Regions from separate parts of the Mus musculus genome. Here regions 1 and 3 are each linked to region 2. The links are chromatin contacts, found by Hi-C in ENCODE. All regions are on one chromosome and are shown on one strand. Each heading gives the region's core, a stretch centred on a gene start or an enhancer-like site at or near the end of the contact. The rest is flanking DNA. Distances are from core to core; before and after follow the strand shown.

Region 1 (2,700 bases), core at 190-2,689, 170 kb after region 2:
CTATCCAGCTTGACATCTGTGTGTCTCCAAATTTCAGCAGGGTCTATGTTTGCCCTCTTTGTGTCTGTCCACTTGCGCAAACAGAGATGCTTCAGAGCTGGGTTGTAACTACCACCTTTCAGCTCCTGGCCCACGGAAAAGGGGCAGAATAGGTGAGCAGAAATTGCTTAAGCTGTTATCTCAGAAACCCGTTTTTGTTGTTGTTGTTGTGTTTTTTTTTTTTTTAAGAGTTTTCTCCAAAATATGTTATCCCCAGGAAACCAGGCCCAGTCCTTACCCAGTTCATCCTCCATGGGGTCTGCCTGCCCTTGGTCACCTGCCTCAAGGTAACCCGAAGCCAACAGGGTCTCCCAGAGTCACTGCCTTCCTGTGCTCAACCCATAACTTCTCTGGGCAGGGTGGGCCAAACACGGAGGGTCCCTGAGGCGTGCCCCTCACCTCTTCACACACCCGAAAGGGAAGATGTTTGGGTAGAGAGTGGGAGGATTTTTTTTCTCTCTCTCTCAGTTCTCCACCAGTCTGAGCCTGGCTCCTGCTACCCAATTTAGTCCTCCCCCTCGGAACCTGGGCCTTTCCGTGCCCGGACTTCCCCCTCCCAACCCAAACACACACCAGCGTCCCCAACCCCACCCCCACCCCCATCCTCACGGTCCCCCTGGGCACAAGCGGTATTCAGGGACGCCAAGTTTTGTTTACAATCTAATTTGTTCAGATAATTGCCTCGACTTTGCTCTGTGCTTGGCCCGCGTGGATCCAGCCTGAAGCCCTTTCTCCATCGGTTCTCACAGCACTTTATAGGAAATTCCCCTTTGCAGACCGAGGCGGCAGCGCGTGCGCGCCGGGATGGGAGAAAAGACTGTTCACAAAGCCCAGAAAGAGCCTCCCCAGCCCCAGCCCCCACACAGTGGGGAGTCAGAGGGAGGCGCGGCAGGGCCCGCGCTGGACGTCGGCTTCGGACTGGGGGGGGGGGGGTCCTGACCACTCCCCGCGCCAGGCGCAGCCCGCCCGAAACCAGTGAACCGTGTGCCAGCAGGACTTGGCCGTACCTCCAGGTTCCAGGAAAAGGCCAGAGTTAATAAAGCCTCCCATCGGATGGGTCCCCAGTCCACTGTGAAACTCTACGGCCTATCGACTTTGGCAGATCGGTAGCCCCACGTCCCCATTTTTTCCTTCCCCAAAGTTTGGTCCACGTGGTCCTCTTCGGCTTGCCGCTGGCCGCCTCTCAGGGGGAAAAGTGGCTGCACCTGCTTTAGGCGAATTATGGTAGCACTAGAAGTTAGTCTCCCCTCCCTCCGCCGCTCGCTCGTTCGCTCCCTCCTCCCTGTCGCTCGGCGCGCTCCCTCCTTCCCTCCACCCCTCCGGTCCCCCCGCCCGGTGTGCCCCGCCCGCGCGCCGATCGCTCGCAGCCACTCGCAGCCGGGGCTCAGTCGCAGCCCCTCGGAGTCCGGAGCCGGTCGCCCCTACGGACCGGACAGTGCCACCAGCTGCCGGGACGGAGCCCCCCAACACGCGATCAGGGCGCGGCGCAGGCGGCCGCGGCGCGGCGGGGAGGAGCCCGGGCCGGAACCAGGGCTGGGCCGGGGGCGGGGACGCCGGGGTCCCGGAGCCCCGGAGCCGGAGCGAGCTCAGGAGCGTCGCCGGAGCCCGGGGAAGGACGATCGGAAGCTGGAGAGAGCCAAGCCATCCTCCAAAGTGCGATGCCCCCAAGGGGCTAAGGCGCGCGGCGATCGGCGCTAGAAAGATCGCTTCGGAGCGCAGGGGCAGCCCCGGCGAGTGGCGGCGGGCCCGGGCTGCGACCCGAGCGAGCCCCATGCCCCGTGCGGGCTGACGGGCCGGAGCCCGCACTGAGCGGCCGGGCCGGACAGGTAGGTGGCCGATTCAGGGACCCCAGGGATCCGGGTGGGGGCTGGGCCGGGGACTCGTCCAACTCCCTAGCTCGCTCACTCTCTCGCCTGCTCCCCGGCTCACTTTGTGTTTGCAAACTGCCCGCCCGAGGCGCGTCGGCCGCCGGAGGAGCCCGGCCCCGGGCCGGAGCACTTTGTTCCAGCTGGGCCGGCCGCGGAGCACTGACCCTGGTGAGTTGAGAGACCCTGCCCCCGGCCCGGGCCCCCAGCCGATCGGAGCTGTCTGGGGAACAGGTGGGGGCTGAGGCGCGGGGCTGGGGGGCAGCGGGAAGCTGGCCGGGGCGGAGGGGGGGCGGCTTGGAGAAGCCACTGAGGCCCGCCCTGCCCCAAGAATCTGGGCTCCGCCCCCTCCTGGCCTCGCTGCTGGGAATGGGGTGTTAGGGGGCGCGACCCCCCCTCCCGGAGTGAGACAAAGAATACTTCCCGGCCCGGACTTTCCTGAGCCGGGAAGGGAAGTGGTGAACTGGGATCCCCCCAAGTCCAGTCTGCACGGGACTCCCCAGGACAAACAGAAAGACTTGAGTCTGTGTGTGTGTGTTGGTGTGTGTGTTGGGGGGGGCAACAATCTCAAACACCTCATCGCCTTGGTTTGTGGAGGTCACACTTCGAAAGTGCTGAGACTAGTCAACCTCCCCCCCCACTCCCGCATCTCTTAATCAGATCTGAGATAAAGCGGAAAACTTCTTGGGGACTTGAGAGAGACTGGTAATGGCCCCTGTGATTTATTTATTTATTTATTTATTTATTTATTTACGTGCGCCGGAGCTGATCGGTGGGGAACTAATCTAGTGGATAC
Region 2 (2,700 bases), core at 64-2,563:
TGCCGTCCTCGGGTGGCCACAGTCCCCACCCAAAGGGCTGATCTCTAGACGTCTCTGCAAGTTCCAGGCTCTGTCCTAAGAATGCCATTCTAAACCCTTACAGCATCCACTGAGCAAAGTACTCCGTGAGAGCTGAGGAGGAAACTGAGTTTCAAAGGTGCCTTTGTCCGCCAGGTGTTAGAACTAAACAATCAGGAACGATGAACTTAAATCCAAGAAAACAGGACGTTGAAACCAAAAGGCTTCGCCACTTGTCTGCCCGGCCTCGTGCAAGGTCAAACCTAAGGCAACCACAGCAGGTCTGTTTGCCTTCATGGAACAAAGTCATCCTCATGCCAGCCACGACCCCTCCCCCAGCCCGGCCGCTGCGGGGGGGCGGGGGGGACCAGAGCCCATTCCCAGCTCCCCCTTGTCGCCGGGCTGGCCCCTTGTCCTGACCCCTTTCCCAAGCGCAGGATCGGCCTGGTCCGGTCGCCTGGCTCACGGGGTCGTCTGTGTGCACTGGCTAGTTAAGAAAAATAAACACCGTTCCGAACTAAGGCCATTTCTTTCAAGCCGAGCTCCGCCGCCTGCCAGAGAAATGCAAACAGCGGGGGTTGGGGGGCGGCCGGAGCTTGCCCCGGCCCCCCCGCGAGCGAAGCTGCGGGTGGGAGGGCTGGGCCGGGTAACCTGAGCCTCCGCGCCGGCTCCCCGCGCGCTGCCCTCCGCGTGCCCTTTCGCCCCTGACCCCGCCGGAGACGCGCCCGCCCTCTGCGGCGCCCCCCAACCCGGACCGGACCCTGGCCAGCACTGTCAGGCGCCCAGAGTTGCCCTCTTCCCCCAGCGCGTTCAGCACGGGGGAACCCCATCACTTTGGGTCACCCCTGGGGCTCCCCCAGCCTTGCTGCCACCTGGCTCCCATCAGCAACACTCTCCTGCTGTGGCCGCACACCAGGTCTAAGTGCTAGCTAGGGTCTTTAAACGCCAAAGAGAGAAGGGGAGGTGACAGGAAGCCTAACAAGGTTGGGGACCGCTTCTAGACGTGCCCCCGCAATGGAGAGGGACACGGAGGGTCGGGGAGGCACGGGAAAAGGCTCGGCTTGGCACAGCCTGGCCACCATGGGTCGGACCAGAGCAAAGTTTTAGCTTATAACCGAGAGTATTCAACCAAGGATGAACCAGGCTCGCAGCCAGGCTCGCAGCCAGGCTCGCTTTGAGGGTAGTTTATTCAAGATCTTCAAATAAATAAATAAATAAATAAATAGGGCTCGGGCCACCAGGGGGAGGATGTCCCCAGGCCGCTCCGAACTCTGCTGGGAGGAAGGAAATGTAAGTCACCGTGGACGCGACAGCGCCACCCTCGTTTGTCTTGGTTCTAGAGAGGCCAGCCGCTGCACGTGCGTGAACACTGCGGGGAAGAGTTGAGAACCTGGAATCTTAGCAGGATGGAGTCACCTACTCCGGGAAATGCCGCGCTGCGTGGGCCTAGCGATCTCGCCTGTCTGTCGTAGAGGCACCGTGGGATCCCCCACGCCCTCGTCCCCCTAAGGGCTACCGTTGGAGCTCTTCGGAACCTCAAGGCCTAGAGGATGAGAGAGTCGGCGGTGCGCCCGCATCGTTCGAATTCCTTCTCGGCGAAATGTGGACCAAGCTGATGGCTTGAGAAAAGTTTGGGTGTGAAGCTCCTGCTGGCTTCGGGTCACTTTCACTCACCCAGAGTCTGTAGCCCGTATCTGACCACCTGTCCTAAGTATTGTCTCCCAGAGGGGGCTTTCTCCTTCCCCAGCTCCTTGTCTAAGTTGCGGGCCAAGTGCTTTCCCGAGATGCTGAGCGCACAGGCGTTCCTGCACGTTTCTGGGCTCGCTCCCTGGTGGTCTCTGCACCTGCCCTAGGTTAAGGGGCGCACCTTGCTGGCTGCCGAGACTCAAGACTCCTCGGCAGTCCCAAACCTTGACTTTTCTGTAGTCTCCTGAGCTGTACAGTGCAACCAGAACTCGTCAGGCATGCGGGCCACTCGTTTGCGGGCGCGCACCTTTCCGGCACATATGTGCCCTGAGCTTTAGGGACTCCCGTCCTTGCACTTTGGTTAAGGGAACAGATGTGAGCCTGGGAGACTTTTCTTTACCTAAGCTTCAAATGGGAGTTCTTCTACTGGTGTAAAAAAAAAAGAGGTGTGTGTGTGTGTGTGTGTGTGTGTGTGTGTGTGTGTGTGTGTAAACATTGCTTCCAGTGTCCGGGATCTCTAGCTTCCTAAGTCGGTTCCCTTCTTCGCCCGACGCCAAGCAGTCCCACCAGAAAGAATCCATTCATTTGGGATCAAAAGCACCACTTTGGACGCGGGCAATAAATCTGTGCCCCTCAAGTCCTGCCGGCTGCTGCTCCTCCTGGACCCTGCCGTGTAGACGCCCTTAAAAAGAGCCCCTAGTGGGATCAGATTTGAAACTCCACCTTAGGGTTCTGGGTCCAGCCGCGTTTGACCGGTCAGACCCTCGACGCTTTTCCTCTAAGTCCGGCTTCCCCTTCTGTCACCCAACCCCCTGCCCTGGCGCTCAATCTCTGAGCGAGGACGCGGCTGACAGTTAAATTGCAATGTAGGCCGGGCTGGGGGTTGAGAAGGGACCGCGTGTCTTTAACGGGCCGTGCAGACAAAGCGTCTATCCTCGGAGCAAGAGAAGCCGGGCGCAGCCTAGCACAGACCTGTCAGCGTGTCTCCCGCGCTTG
Region 3 (2,700 bases), core at 26-2,525, 220 kb after region 2:
CTTAGCTCATTAGCCTAGCGGGGAATCCCAACCCGCCTCTGGGTCTCCTGTCCTCAAGGATGAGTCAGGGGCTACATAAAAGGGTGGAACACAGGGCCGTGAGGCCCCCAGATCTAGTCTGAGGGTCTCTTTGCCCTTTCCTTGCCTGCAGGCCATTCTGGAAACTCCAGATCGGCAGCTGACGCTAAATGAGATTTATAACTGGTTCACCAGGATGTTCGCCTACTTCCGAAGAAACACGGCCACCTGGAAGGTAAGACCTGCCCTATCTCCCTCATCCTGACTTTCTTCTCTAAACCGCCACAGTCTACTGAGACCAAGGCTACCTACTACTTTGTCCCCTCAACAGTTCTGCAGAAATAGCCCACCAGGTCCACCAATAGCCCTCACCCCGGTCCCCTCAGCAGCAACTCCAGTGTTCCTAACTTGCTATTTTGTACATCGGGGACTTGCGTATTGTCGCAGATGGTCTTAAAACCCTGGGTTTAATGATCGCCCTGCCTCCACCTCCCTGAGTGCCAGGATTTCAAGTGAACATCACCACACCCTGTTAGACAGTTGCTAGGTGTGGAATCCAGCCCTGTGTGTGCGCTAGGCATGCACAGTGTCTTCCTTTTAATGACCTTGGCCAGCCTCGCACTGTCTCTTTAACGGGAAGAAATTATTTCTCTTTAGTATGGTACAAAGAATTCCAACTCCCTGAGACAGGGCCTCTGGAGGGTTGACGGTCAGCTCAGTGGCAGGTCCTGGGGTAAATCCATGGCTCCAGATTTCATAACTAATCCAGTCTAGGAGGAGGTTCAAAGGTGTATACTGGCCCCAATACATGGGTAGACTGAAGTCTATAGACCACTCCCAGGGACACAAATGGATACATACAGCACCCAGCTCACCAGTGGCAGGGAGGTAATTGTCTCTATTCAATTAGTCACTTAACACTTTCAGCTATAAGCATTTTCCTTGGAGACCAGAGGAATGCAAGGACCTAGGAAAATGGGCCAGAGATGTAGGCTGGGACACTGTTCTATGGTCGATATAGGGTGTGCATGCGCACCATGTGTGTCTTGCACTATGAAGCAAGATGAGAAGGTGGTATCTAAATTAAGGCGGAGTTGGACGAGGAGGAGGAAGTGGGGGGTGGAGTATTGGCCCTTTCAGGAAGTCAAGATACATGAGAGGGCGTCTCTCTCTCACTCTCTCAGAACTCTAATTGTATCCCTGGCTCTCGGGTCCTCCTGCTGGCCTGTGAGAAAACTGCAGCCAAACAGACCTCCTGCAGTGTGACGGGTTTCTCCACAGTGGAACGGAGGAGGCCCTCCGGGCCAGGGCACCGCCAAGCACTGGGTGGGATCTGCAGCTGTCCAGCCTTTTCTACCTTAGTAATGTGCAAAGGACTACTAGAAGGGCCTATCATGGCATCTTCCCTTTCCTGTGCCAACCTCCCAAAGCTTAGACTATGCAGCAGGGGCAGCCACTCTGATTGGCTATGAGTGATGTCACTTCCTGGCAACCACAGCCCTGCCCTCTTTTTGAGCTAGCGTTGTGTTTTAGGAGCCACCTGGTCCAGCCTCCAACGTCTAGGCCAGGTCAGATGGCAGACTTTACAGATGATACAATCCCATCACCTAGAGTTGAATATAGCGTAGAGCTGGTTCAGGCAGCTTTCATAGCTTCTCAGTGGCCATGCCGAGAGCCTCACCTTGATCTGTTTCATCCCTCACACACAACCCTAATCTGGTCCTGATATAGTGTGGCTTGTTGCTACGTGGCACCCTGGGGGGTGCCACACTGCCCTGTCCGGTCAGACTGTACTGGCTTGAGATCCACACTGACTTTGAGAGTTCTTTTCAGCCAGCCAACTTCATTCATGCTACTGGGGAAAGAGTAGCCTGTGGTTTCTTCCCATCTATTTTGCACCTTCTCCGGGTCATCTTTCTCTACATCACTTGGGTTTCTTGATCCCCACCCCCACCCCTTCTGGTCCCCATCCATAGACCATGCCGGCTGCTTTAGACCTAGGGTATCCAGGCTTGGGGGTGGGCGTGTGCCAAGCCAGCTGCCATTTCTTAGGGACAGAGCTACCATCTGCCAAGTGGATGGTCCTCAGCAGCCTTCCTGTGTCCATCCCCTCCTAGGGCCTGTGTTGTGGGCCCATCCTTTTGTTTACGCAGCCCCCGCCAGACCCCTTAAATTGCCGTTAATGTTTCAGCGTAACGAATTAGTCTCTCGTCACGAATCAGGCTTCGAAACGAGGGAAAAAAAGCCCCGGCGAGGCCACCCTCGGAAATTGGGGTCATTCTCATTTGCAAAGCGGAGGATCGGAGCCCCGTAATGCGGGCAAATTTATTCCGAGGCAGGAGCCCCGGCGTGATTAGGCCCTTTGTAATTATCGCTCCGTGAGATTCCACTCCAGCCGCCCGCCTCCCTCGTGGGTTAGCAAGCGAGTCGGAAAAATACACAGGATTTAATTAGAGGCAAATTAAAATTGGTAATGAAATCGGGCCAGTTGCAAGAGGCAAGAGTTGGATGGGAGAGAGGGAGAGCAGATCTCCAGGGGCACCCGCTGCCTGCCCTGCCCGCTTTCTTCCCCGTTTAGAAATGTAAAGAAGAGCCGGGATAGGCGGGTTGGAGGAGACTGGTGGGGGACATGTAATGGGGACAGGGCTGGGGCTGCTGGTGAGAGACAGAAAAACTGAGAGC

The links. A loop is a pair of places that touch in the nucleus more often than their neighbours do.
Region 1: a loop to region 2 is called in a map of heart, with 2.4 times the contacts of the local background. The contact joins the promoter of Foxp4 here to the enhancer-like site in region 2. A Hi-C loop is called at or near these places in 5 of 37 maps with a recorded cell type or tissue (T-helper 2 cell, heart and left cerebral cortex).
Region 3: a loop to region 2 is called in a map of gastrocnemius, with 5 times the contacts of the local background. The contact joins two enhancer-like sites. A Hi-C loop is called at or near these places in 17 of 37 maps with a recorded cell type or tissue (adrenal gland, gastrocnemius, heart and 2 more).

The regions. Positions count from the first base shown.
Region 1 is chr17:47,923,371-47,926,070 of GRCm38, reverse strand. It overlaps Foxp4 (forkhead box P4), which reads left to right and starts at 1,439. Exons shown (of 17, transcript NM_001110825.1): 1 at 1,439-1,865. It overlaps Gm46601 (a long non-coding RNA gene), which reads left to right. Exons shown (of 3, transcript XR_003952247.1): 2 at 38-152; 3 at 257-597.
Region 2 is chr17:48,095,749-48,098,448 of GRCm38, reverse strand. No RefSeq gene overlaps it. Among named protein-coding and RNA genes, the nearest start is that of A730006G06Rik, 6.7 kb to the right of the region's middle. Within about 2 kb of position 1,313, at least 1 of the 3 ENCODE cell types and tissues checked has a DNase peak (open chromatin) inside an H3K27ac peak, as active enhancers do; it is heart, where a contact is called at or near this core.
Region 3 is chr17:47,872,188-47,874,887 of GRCm38, reverse strand. Foxp4 (forkhead box P4) reads left to right here. Exons shown (of 17, transcript NM_001110825.1): 13 at 152-253. Among named protein-coding and RNA genes, the nearest start is that of Gm25201, 33 kb to the right of the region's middle. Within about 2 kb of position 1,275, at least 2 of the 3 ENCODE cell types and tissues checked have a DNase peak (open chromatin) inside an H3K27ac peak, as active enhancers do; they include heart, where a contact is called at or near this core.